3 separate regions of the Homo sapiens genome follow, and regions 2 and 3 are each linked to region 1. Evidence: chromatin contacts called from ENCODE Hi-C or POLR2A ChIA-PET data. All regions are on one chromosome and are shown on one strand. The core of a region is the stretch at or near the end of the contact, and the rest is flanking DNA. Distances in the headings are between cores, read along the strand shown.

What was found. Hi-C counts contacts between places; a loop is a spot of excess contacts on that map. ChIA-PET counts read pairs that join two places held with the same protein, here RNA polymerase II (POLR2A). Pooled maps may share reads with other maps.
Region 2: a pooled map shows a loop between it and region 1 (5-fold over the local background). The contact joins the promoter of HYOU1 here to the promoter of TMEM25 in region 1. A Hi-C loop is called at or near these places in 5 of 50 pooled maps.
Region 3: a loop to region 1 is called in a pooled map, with 7 times the contacts of the local background. The contact joins the promoter of C2CD2L here to the promoter of TMEM25 in region 1. A Hi-C loop is called at or near these places in 5 of 50 pooled maps. POLR2A ChIA-PET finds 5 or more read pairs at or near these places in 3 of 52 experiments (H1, HepG2 and naive thymus-derived CD4-positive, alpha-beta T cell).

The regions. Positions count from the first base shown.
Region 1 is chr11:118,529,768-118,532,467 of GRCh38, forward strand. TMEM25 (transmembrane protein 25) reads left to right here and starts at 1,425. Exons shown (of 9, transcript NM_032780.4): 1 at 1,425-1,467; 2 at 2,008-2,104; 3 at 2,383-2,694. The coding sequence starts at 2,035. It overlaps TTC36 (tetratricopeptide repeat domain 36), which reads left to right. Exons shown (of 3, transcript NM_001080441.4): 3 at 887-1,226. The coding sequence ends at 1,149. It overlaps TTC36-AS1 (TTC36 and KMT2A antisense RNA 1), which reads right to left and starts at 1,008. Exons shown (of 3, transcript NR_120574.1): 1 at 737-1,008. RefSeq lists silencers at 1-181, 703-982, 1,103-1,542, 1,573-1,672.
Region 2 is chr11:119,055,858-119,058,611 of GRCh38, forward strand. It overlaps HYOU1 (hypoxia up-regulated 1), which reads right to left and starts at 1,348. Exons shown (of 26, transcript NM_006389.5): 1 at 1,163-1,348; 2 at 213-310. The coding sequence starts at 303. RefSeq lists enhancers at 446-946, 947-1,446, 1,806-1,855 and silencers at 926-1,205, 1,296-1,575.
Region 3 is chr11:119,105,944-119,108,643 of GRCh38, forward strand. It overlaps C2CD2L (C2CD2 like), which reads left to right and starts at 1,401. Exons shown (of 14, transcript NM_001290474.2): 1 at 1,401-2,152. The coding sequence starts at 1,799. RefSeq lists silencers at 1,236-1,685, 1,756-2,035.

The sequences.
Region 1 (2,700 bases), core at 175-2,674:
GTGATTCCAACTGGAGATTCCTCCAGACCAGCTCCTCCGAGGGAAACCAAGGAGTACTGCATTCTGAGCGCTTCTCCGGAGGCTCAGGCTCTTTGGGGGACTAGAGAACATGAGTGAATTGAAGCAGAGCCCGAAAGAAGCCAGCCTGGTGGACTTTAAGAAGGTGGCTGGCTGCCTGAAGTTCTGAGTTCAGAGTTCTGAGGCCCAACCCAAGTATTTTATGAGAATAATAACAATAAAAATGGTGCAGGCCAGCTCTGGCTCCAGGACCAAGGAAATTAGATACATGGAGATAACCAAAGAATGATGAAAGGCAATCAGTCCAGGATACAGGGGAGAGAGAAGGTGTTCTAAAGAAAGCAATGGAAAAGAGAAAACGGCCCTCAAAAGGAAAACAATGAGAAACTGTCTTGATTGTACTTGTAAGAAATGATTGTGCGGTTAATATTATTTTTTGAACCCTGACATTCAGAGTCAGTCACCTGGCACATAGTGGATGCTTAATAACAGGTGTGGAATAAATTGGCTGCTACTTGCCCGGGCAGTGGGCCAGACTCATAAACATAGTGGCCATTCAGAATCCTGCAACGTTCATGTTTTCGTGTATTAGCGGTGGAAAATAATAGGAACAAGGCGAGACCTGGACTTCAGTCCCAGCTCTGCCACTAAGTGGCTTGGCTGTAGAGCTTAACTCTTCCACAGTCTTCATCTGTGTAATGGGAATAACGATCCGTACCTCTAGCAGGTGCGAGGCGGGTTGTAAATGGCCACGCCCGGGAGCCGCAAGAACCACGGTGATCCGCGCGGCCGCAGGTGGGCTGGGGCTCGGGCAAGGCCGCCCTGGCCTCCGCTGACCCCCGCCCCGCCCGTCTCGTCGGTCCCGCAGGCGCCCTGGAGGATCTGGAACGCGCGGTGGAGCTGAGCGGCGGCCGGGGCCGCGCCGCCCGCCAGAGCTTTGTGCAGCGCGGACTCCTGGCGCGGCTGCAGGGCCGAGACGACGACGCCCGCAGGGACTTCGAGAGGGCGGCACGGCTGGGCAGCCCCTTCGCGCGGCGCCAGCTGGTGCTGCTCAACCCCTACGCCGCGCTGTGCAACCGCATGCTGGCCGACATGATGGGGCAGCTGCGCCGCCCCCGTGACAGCCGCTGAGCGCCGCGGACCCGGGCGTCCGCGGGCGAGGGGACGGGACTGGGCCCTGAACCAATAAAGCCGTCGGGCCTCACCGACTCCGCCTGCTCCTGCGTCCTGCCCGCGCCCGGAGAGAAGGGCACTCGGGGGTACTCGGCGCGGGCTGGGGACCAGCCGGGGGGTGGTGAGCCGCGGCCGCCCACCTGCCGGGTAAGGGCCCCTCGGGCCCGTGGTCGGGCATCGATTGGCCCCGCCTGGCGCAGCCCCCGCCCCTGCAGCGGACTGCGGTGCTCATCAGACCTGAGCAGTTGCTCCGGCGGCGCTCGGGGAGGGAGCCAGGTGAGCCGCCCCGGTGGCGGGGGGCGGGGGCGGGATGCTCGGCGACCCCACCCTCCGACCCTCTCCTCTTCCGCCGACATCCACCGGAGCCACCAACATCAGGAAAGGGGGCGTAGGGCGAGGGATGGGAGAGAGAACAGGGCAGGAGAGAGGATGGGAACAGGGCAGGAGAGAGAATAGGATTAGGAGAAAGGCGATCCCTTTGGGGGAGGGGCGCGTGGAGTATGTGTGTGAGTGTGCGTGTGTGCAAGGTGTGGTTGCACGGATGCTCGTTGCTTCTGCGTATCTGCGGGTGTGTGCCTCTTTGTATTGTAGCCTGGAGTCAGTGCTCGCTTCTGCGCCTGCAGGATGTCCATGTGTCTGCTGGGTGGGTCTGTGCCTTTGGGCTTTGCCGTTCGTGTCCGTGCCTTCGCCACTGGGGGCTGGTCTACATTTGCGTTTCCGTACATGGTTCTTTTTGTTTCTGGAGAGTAAATTCCTGGAGCAATTGCTAGGCCTGCCTGCTGTCACCTGGCTGACAGGCCCGCCCCCTTCTCTCAGCAGCCTAGGGCCTAGGCCCGGGCCACCATGGCGCTGCCTCCAGGCCCAGCCGCCCTCCGGCACACACTGCTGCTCCTGCCAGCCCTTCTGAGCTCAGGTACACCCCTGTTCAGTCGTTGACCAAGTCCTTCTGGGTTCCAAAGCCCCCTCTCTCCCCTGTCTGCACTTCTGTTTGGGTACCCACTCCAGGCCCCAAGCCCTGGAGTCCCTGTCCCCTTCACCCACCTACCCTAGGTCCAACCAGCCAGTCCCTGGTGAGAGGACTCAGGTGCCCTTTCCTTTGGCCTGCTGCTCTTCTCACTGGGCCAATTCCTGGTCACAGCACAGTACCAACCGTGCCTGAGCCCTTCCCAGAGGCCTCCTGCTGTGTTCCAGGTTGGGGGGAGTTGGAGCCACAAATAGATGGTCAGACCTGGGCTGAGCGGGCACTTCGGGAGAATGAACGCCACGCCTTCACCTGCCGGGTGGCAGGGGGGCCTGGCACCCCCAGATTGGCCTGGTATCTGGATGGACAGCTGCAGGAGGCCAGCACCTCAAGACTGCTGAGCGTGGGAGGGGAGGCCTTCTCTGGAGGCACCAGCACCTTCACTGTCACTGCCCATCGGGCCCAGCATGAGCTCAACTGCTCTCTGCAGGACCCCAGAAGTGGCCGATCAGCCAACGCCTCTGTCATCCTTAATGTGCAATGTGAGT
Region 2 (2,754 bases), core at 98-2,597, 530 kb after region 1:
GGTTTGTCAGTTAGCTCTCCCTTCGCCCACCTTCCTGGGACTCCCTCTAATCAAAGCATACCACTTTCCATGGGTAAACGAAGATGGCAAAAGACAAAAAGGCCTGGACCTAACAACTCAAGAGACTTCTGGCCAACAGCCCCAAGCTCAATTCCCATCATGCATCCTTCAGTCATCATTTATCCATTTGCTCCCTCTACTGGGGTACATACCACTCAGTGCCAACAGGTCTGCCAAGAGCACAGCCACCAAGGCCCAACAGACTCGCCTCCTCGGCCTCTGCCTCCTAACTTTGTCTGCCATAGTGCCCCTGGGGGAGGCGAAGAAAGAAAACACTTAAAACTGGATACCCGGAGTGAAGGAGACAGAATCACATCCCAGAACGGAGAGGCTGTAAGATTCATATCTACTTCATTCTTACCCAGGGCAGATCAGCCTACTTCTCCCCTTCTCCCTCCTGATGGGTACAAACCATTCTCTAATCATCCCAGCAGCGCCCACACAAAGGCCCAAGTGAAAGAGCATGGGTCCTCGGCTTTGCCACATCCCTAAACAGAGAAGCTAACAGGACAAGAGAAAGGAGACCCGAGCCTTTTGTCCACCACACAGGCAGTGAGTGGCGCACCGCAGCACTGTGCCTGTTGTCAGACACCTGGGGTGCGGCCAGGGATCCCCGCCCAGGGCTCAACCACCTCCCCACACCTGGAGCTCCCCCGCTGACGGGGAAAGCCAGCTGGGCCTGGACGGGAAGAGAAAGGTAATGACGTTGGGGGTAGCTAGGATGAAGGAAAGGCCTATCTCCTCCTCGGCATCCCTGCGGGTTGTCCCGCCCCCTCCCCTTTCCCAGCTCACTCCCCGGCCCCGCTGTGCCCACAGACGCAGTGCCAGGGGCGGTAAGGTTCCCCGCCCGGCGGGTAGCCGTTACCCGGTGTTCACCTAAACCCCACCTGACGAAGGCGGCGGCTCCCACTCCCGGAAACGGATCCCGGCCCGCCCCAGCAAGTGGGGACAGACCGGGGGCCGAGCTGCGTGCCCCCCGGTGCGAGGCCGAGCGCCCGGCGTCCGCGCGGCCCTCCCTTGCGCTCCCGACCCGCCCCCGGAGCTCGCACGCTGTCTCCCCTAGGAGGGGTGGCCGGCCCGCACCTCCATCCACCCCCGCTACCTCTTGCCTCCGCTCCTGCGGCCCCAGCTCTGGGACAGACGCGGCACGAACGTACCCACGAGGCCGGCAGCGCCCCCCACCCGCGCCCTTCACAACTCCTCTCGGTTTGCAAACTGTTACATTAGCCACCAACCTCTCGGCGGCGTCTCGCGCACCAGCCGGCCCCGGACGCGGCGCGCGCTCATTGGAGCCTCGGCCGCCCGGCCCTGCGCTGCGCGCCCGGCCCCGCCCCCGCCGCCCCGGCGCGCGTACTCATTGGACCACGTCCCAGGCCCCGCCCCCTCCCTTTGCCAGCCTTGTAATGGGGCGGCGGAGGGGACCAGCCACCGGTTGGGCAGAAGCAGCCGGCGTCGGCCTGGGATTGGACCACGTCACGGGGCCAGCGCGCTCCACTCCTTCCTCCCCAGCGCCGGCCCCGGGGCGACCGCGGGACCTTTTCCGGCGCTGGATGCTTTGCTGCCGGGGTTCGGGAGTGACCTGCGCCTAGAGCAGGTCGGGCGCACTGCAGTCCCGCACTCGGGGCTCTTCTTCCGGTCACCTGTAGAGCCCGGCCGAGGAATGGAATAACAGGCGTCCTGTCCGCAGCCCCGCGGAGGGGGCGCTGGCCTGCCGGTTAGTATTGAGGTGCCCTAGGCTTTGGATAGACGTTGGAGAATGGCTGTCCCTCGGACTGAGTCCGTCGCAACCCCCTCTGTTTTACTGAGGAAACTGAAGCCACAGAAAAAGATGTTTGCTGATGGGTCAGAGATAACCGATGCATTCGTCGCAGAATCTGGCCAGGATTTCTTAGGTTAAGCCCCACTCATTTGTATAAGAAAGAATATTCCAAACTTAAGTACTACACACAAAAGACACTTTTATTTGTGAGGCTATAGTTGGTTGAGCTTGTGTGCACCTTCTCCTATTTCTGTTCTATTAAATCTTGTGAACATTTCTCTACTCTTTAGCTGTTTCTGTCATAGAATGACAGAAGCACCTCACTGCCTTCTCTTTTAACTTACAGCTCCATAGAAATGTGCGCAGTCGCCCGGGCGCGGTGGCTCACGCCTGTAATCCCAGCATTTTGGGAGGCCAAGGCGGGCGAATCACTGGAGGTCAGGAGTTCGAGACCAGCCTGGCCAACATGGTGAAACCCCGTCTCTACCAAAACTACAAAAATTAGCCAGGCGTGGTGGCGGGTGCCTGTAATCCCAGCTACTCACGAGGCTGAGGCAGGAGAATTGCTTGAATCCGGGAGGCAGAGGTTGCTGTGAGCCCAGACTGCGCCACTGCACTCCAGCCTGGGCGACAACAGCGAGACTCCTTCTCGAAAAAGAAATGTACGCAGTCCTTGGAGACTGCATTTTCCTTAAGTGTGGATGGAAATAAGTCATCTGTTTTCTCTCCTACTAAGTTGATGCCTGGCCACCCTTCACAGAAAGGCCCGCTTGAAGACCCTGGCTGTCAGGGCCAGGGTTGTGTCAAGCCTGAACTTGTTTAAGGAGCTCTTAGCTCTTCCTTTCTCTACATTTTTCGTGATGCTTAGGTGGAGAGTGGTCCGGTGTCTATGCTTAGAAGGAAAAATTATTGGCAGTCCCAGAGAGAGTCTATTC
Region 3 (2,700 bases), core at 151-2,650, 580 kb after region 1:
CTGCATCCCTGGTTCTGGCCCTGAGTTCTCTCCTCCCTTGATTTCATGTCTTCTCCTCCCTTTGAGATTAGAAACCCAGACTCTAGGAATCTCCACTGATTTGGCAGTCCAGTGACAATGCATGGGCAGGGCCACAGGAGGTTACCTCATTCACCCCCACCTCTCCCCATCATTCCTTACAGGGAAATCTAGGGAGGCCCAGGCTACCCCACCACCTCCTCTGGCTCAGACAAACCTGTTGCTGACCTGTCAGTTTCTGTCTAGCCCTGCCATCCCACACTTCAGAAGGCATTGTTTATTCTCTTATTCTCATGTGCTCATTCCTCAGACAACTACTTGGGTTTGGGAGAAAGATACTTAACACCTTTCCATCCTACCTCTTTAAGAAAGGGACTGTGTGCCAAAGACCTTCCCACATGTATGAAGAAGGGGCTCTTGGGAGAATGTGAATTCCCCCAGGATTCCTTTGAATCCTTTTGCAGGTATTTCCTTCCCCTGTCCTCAGCAAGCATTGATGAGCCCCAGTCCTGTAGAGGTTGAATCAACTCCTTGAGTCTAGGAAAAGATGGCTTCTGAGGCCAGAGGTTGGGCAGTGTACCTACAGCACCATTTCTTGGGAGCTTGTTGGGATATCACATACTTAGAGTGGCAAGGTCTTGTGGCTGAATCTATTGATAGTCCAGTGCTACATTGCCAGCTCCCTTGTCATTACCACCCCCTCTACACGTGCTCCATAGGCAGGAGCTGTTACTATGGAAATACATTATTTTTAAAAACAGACACACAGCCTGGGCTTGGGAATCTCCAGAACAAACCTACACGAGCAAGGAGGTTAATGGGGCTGTTTCTGGGTCCAAGCTCCAAGAGGAAGGAGGGTGATGATGGTGGGGGGAATTCAAATTCGGTGTTCTACTCTCAACCTCTCCCAGCTTCAGGTTCTGCTTTCTCTCTGTTGACATCAGCTGGACCTCTGCCAGACACTTCTATCTGGGAGGGACGCTCTGCGTCTCCTTACCCTGGGCCTAGCTTCCCCCAGGAAATGGGAAGCTAGAAGTCGCTGAGTCTGGGGGTGTTGGGAGAAGGGGGCGGTGATTTCCACAGGGGTCACCTCCTTCTTAACCTCACAGGCGTCCGACCTGTGGAAATCTAACAAGCATAGGGGAAAGCAAAGGCAGCATCTTAGGTAAGTGAAGTTACTCTTGCCTTGAGCTGAGTGTGGGAGCACCGCGATTGCAAGATGGGGCGAGGTGATCAAAGATCCCGCCTATTTTCAACCCCGGAACCTCCTCCGCTCGCTGCTAGCCCTCCCGCCCTCCTCCAGCGAGGGAGCGCCAGGCTGTCCTGGCCCCGCCCGGCGCGGGTGCGGCTCCTTTAAGGGCGGGTGGGGGCGGGGCGCCGGCGGTGTTGTCAGTGTCAGCTCTGCGCACGCAGCCCTCCCGGAGCCGGTGCCGGCCCGCGAGCCCCAGCGTCTCTGCAGACCAGTCCCCTCCAGGGTCCGGCGGGGCCCGCGCGGTGGGAGGAGTCGGGCACTGGCCGGCGACTAACGGGTCCGACTGCTGACCAAGCTAGGAGAGACCCGGACCACGGAGACAGAGACCCCGGCATCGCGACCCCCGAGGACCTCCTCTCCTCGCCCTGTGGCACCCACTAGTCCTGGGCACTCAGCCGCGGAGAGCCCCCGACCCCGCGCGCCCAGCCCCGGGGGAGCCCACCTCCTCCCCGCGGCCCGCCCGGGCCATGCTCCCCCGGGGCAGCGGGTGAGCCCCAGCCGGGACCGGGATCGGAGCCCGCGCGGAGCATGGATCCGGGCTGGGGGCAGCGGGACGTGGGCTGGGCGGCCTTGCTGATCCTCTTCGCCGCCTCGCTGCTCACGGTGTTCGCCTGGCTGCTGCAATATGCCCGGGGCTTGTGGCTGGCGCGGGCCCGCGGGGACCGGGGCCCGGGACCCGCCTTAGCCGGGGAACCCGCGGGTTCCCTGCGGGAGCTGGGCGTGTGGCGCTCGCTGCTGCGGCTGCGGGCGACTCGGGCTGGCGCCGCCGAGGAGCCAGGAGTCCGGGGCCTCCTGGCGTCACTCTTCGCCTTCAAGTCTTTCCGGGAGAACTGGCAGCGGGCTTGGGTGCGAGCGCTGAACGAGCAGGCCTGCAGAAACGGGGTGAGTTGGACCAAGCGCTTGGGTGGTCCCTTCAGCCTTTCCTTCCAGGGGAGGGACTGACTGCTCGTGCTAGGAGGCCAGACGAGGGTGGGCATAAACTGGGGAACCCTATGGCTTCTCTTCCCCTCCCGGATCAGAGAAAAGGGTGCCGCTAAGGCTGGAGGTTGTAGAAATCCAACTGGGTCCCCAGACTTCCATTTCTGTGGGCAAGGTACTCTGGTTCCAAACCCATGCACAAGTTGCTGTTCTCATAGCAACGCTAATCCCTGTGCCTGAGGGCACTTCCGCCTTGCCTGGGTGCTGGTTGTGTTGGGGCATGGGAGACAGGTGCACCTGCAGAAGGAATTTGCCTGCTTCTCATGCCACCACACCCATTTAACATTTCATGCCCCAAATCCCTGGTGTGGTCAGGCAGATCCCCAAGGAGCCTGAATCACCCCCCTACCCGACAGTAATTTCACTGCTACAGTCAAACACATCCTTCTCCTCCATGCTGGCCTGTGGTTCACTGGGGGTTGGGGAGTGTTCAGGTGGAGAGCAGATTGACA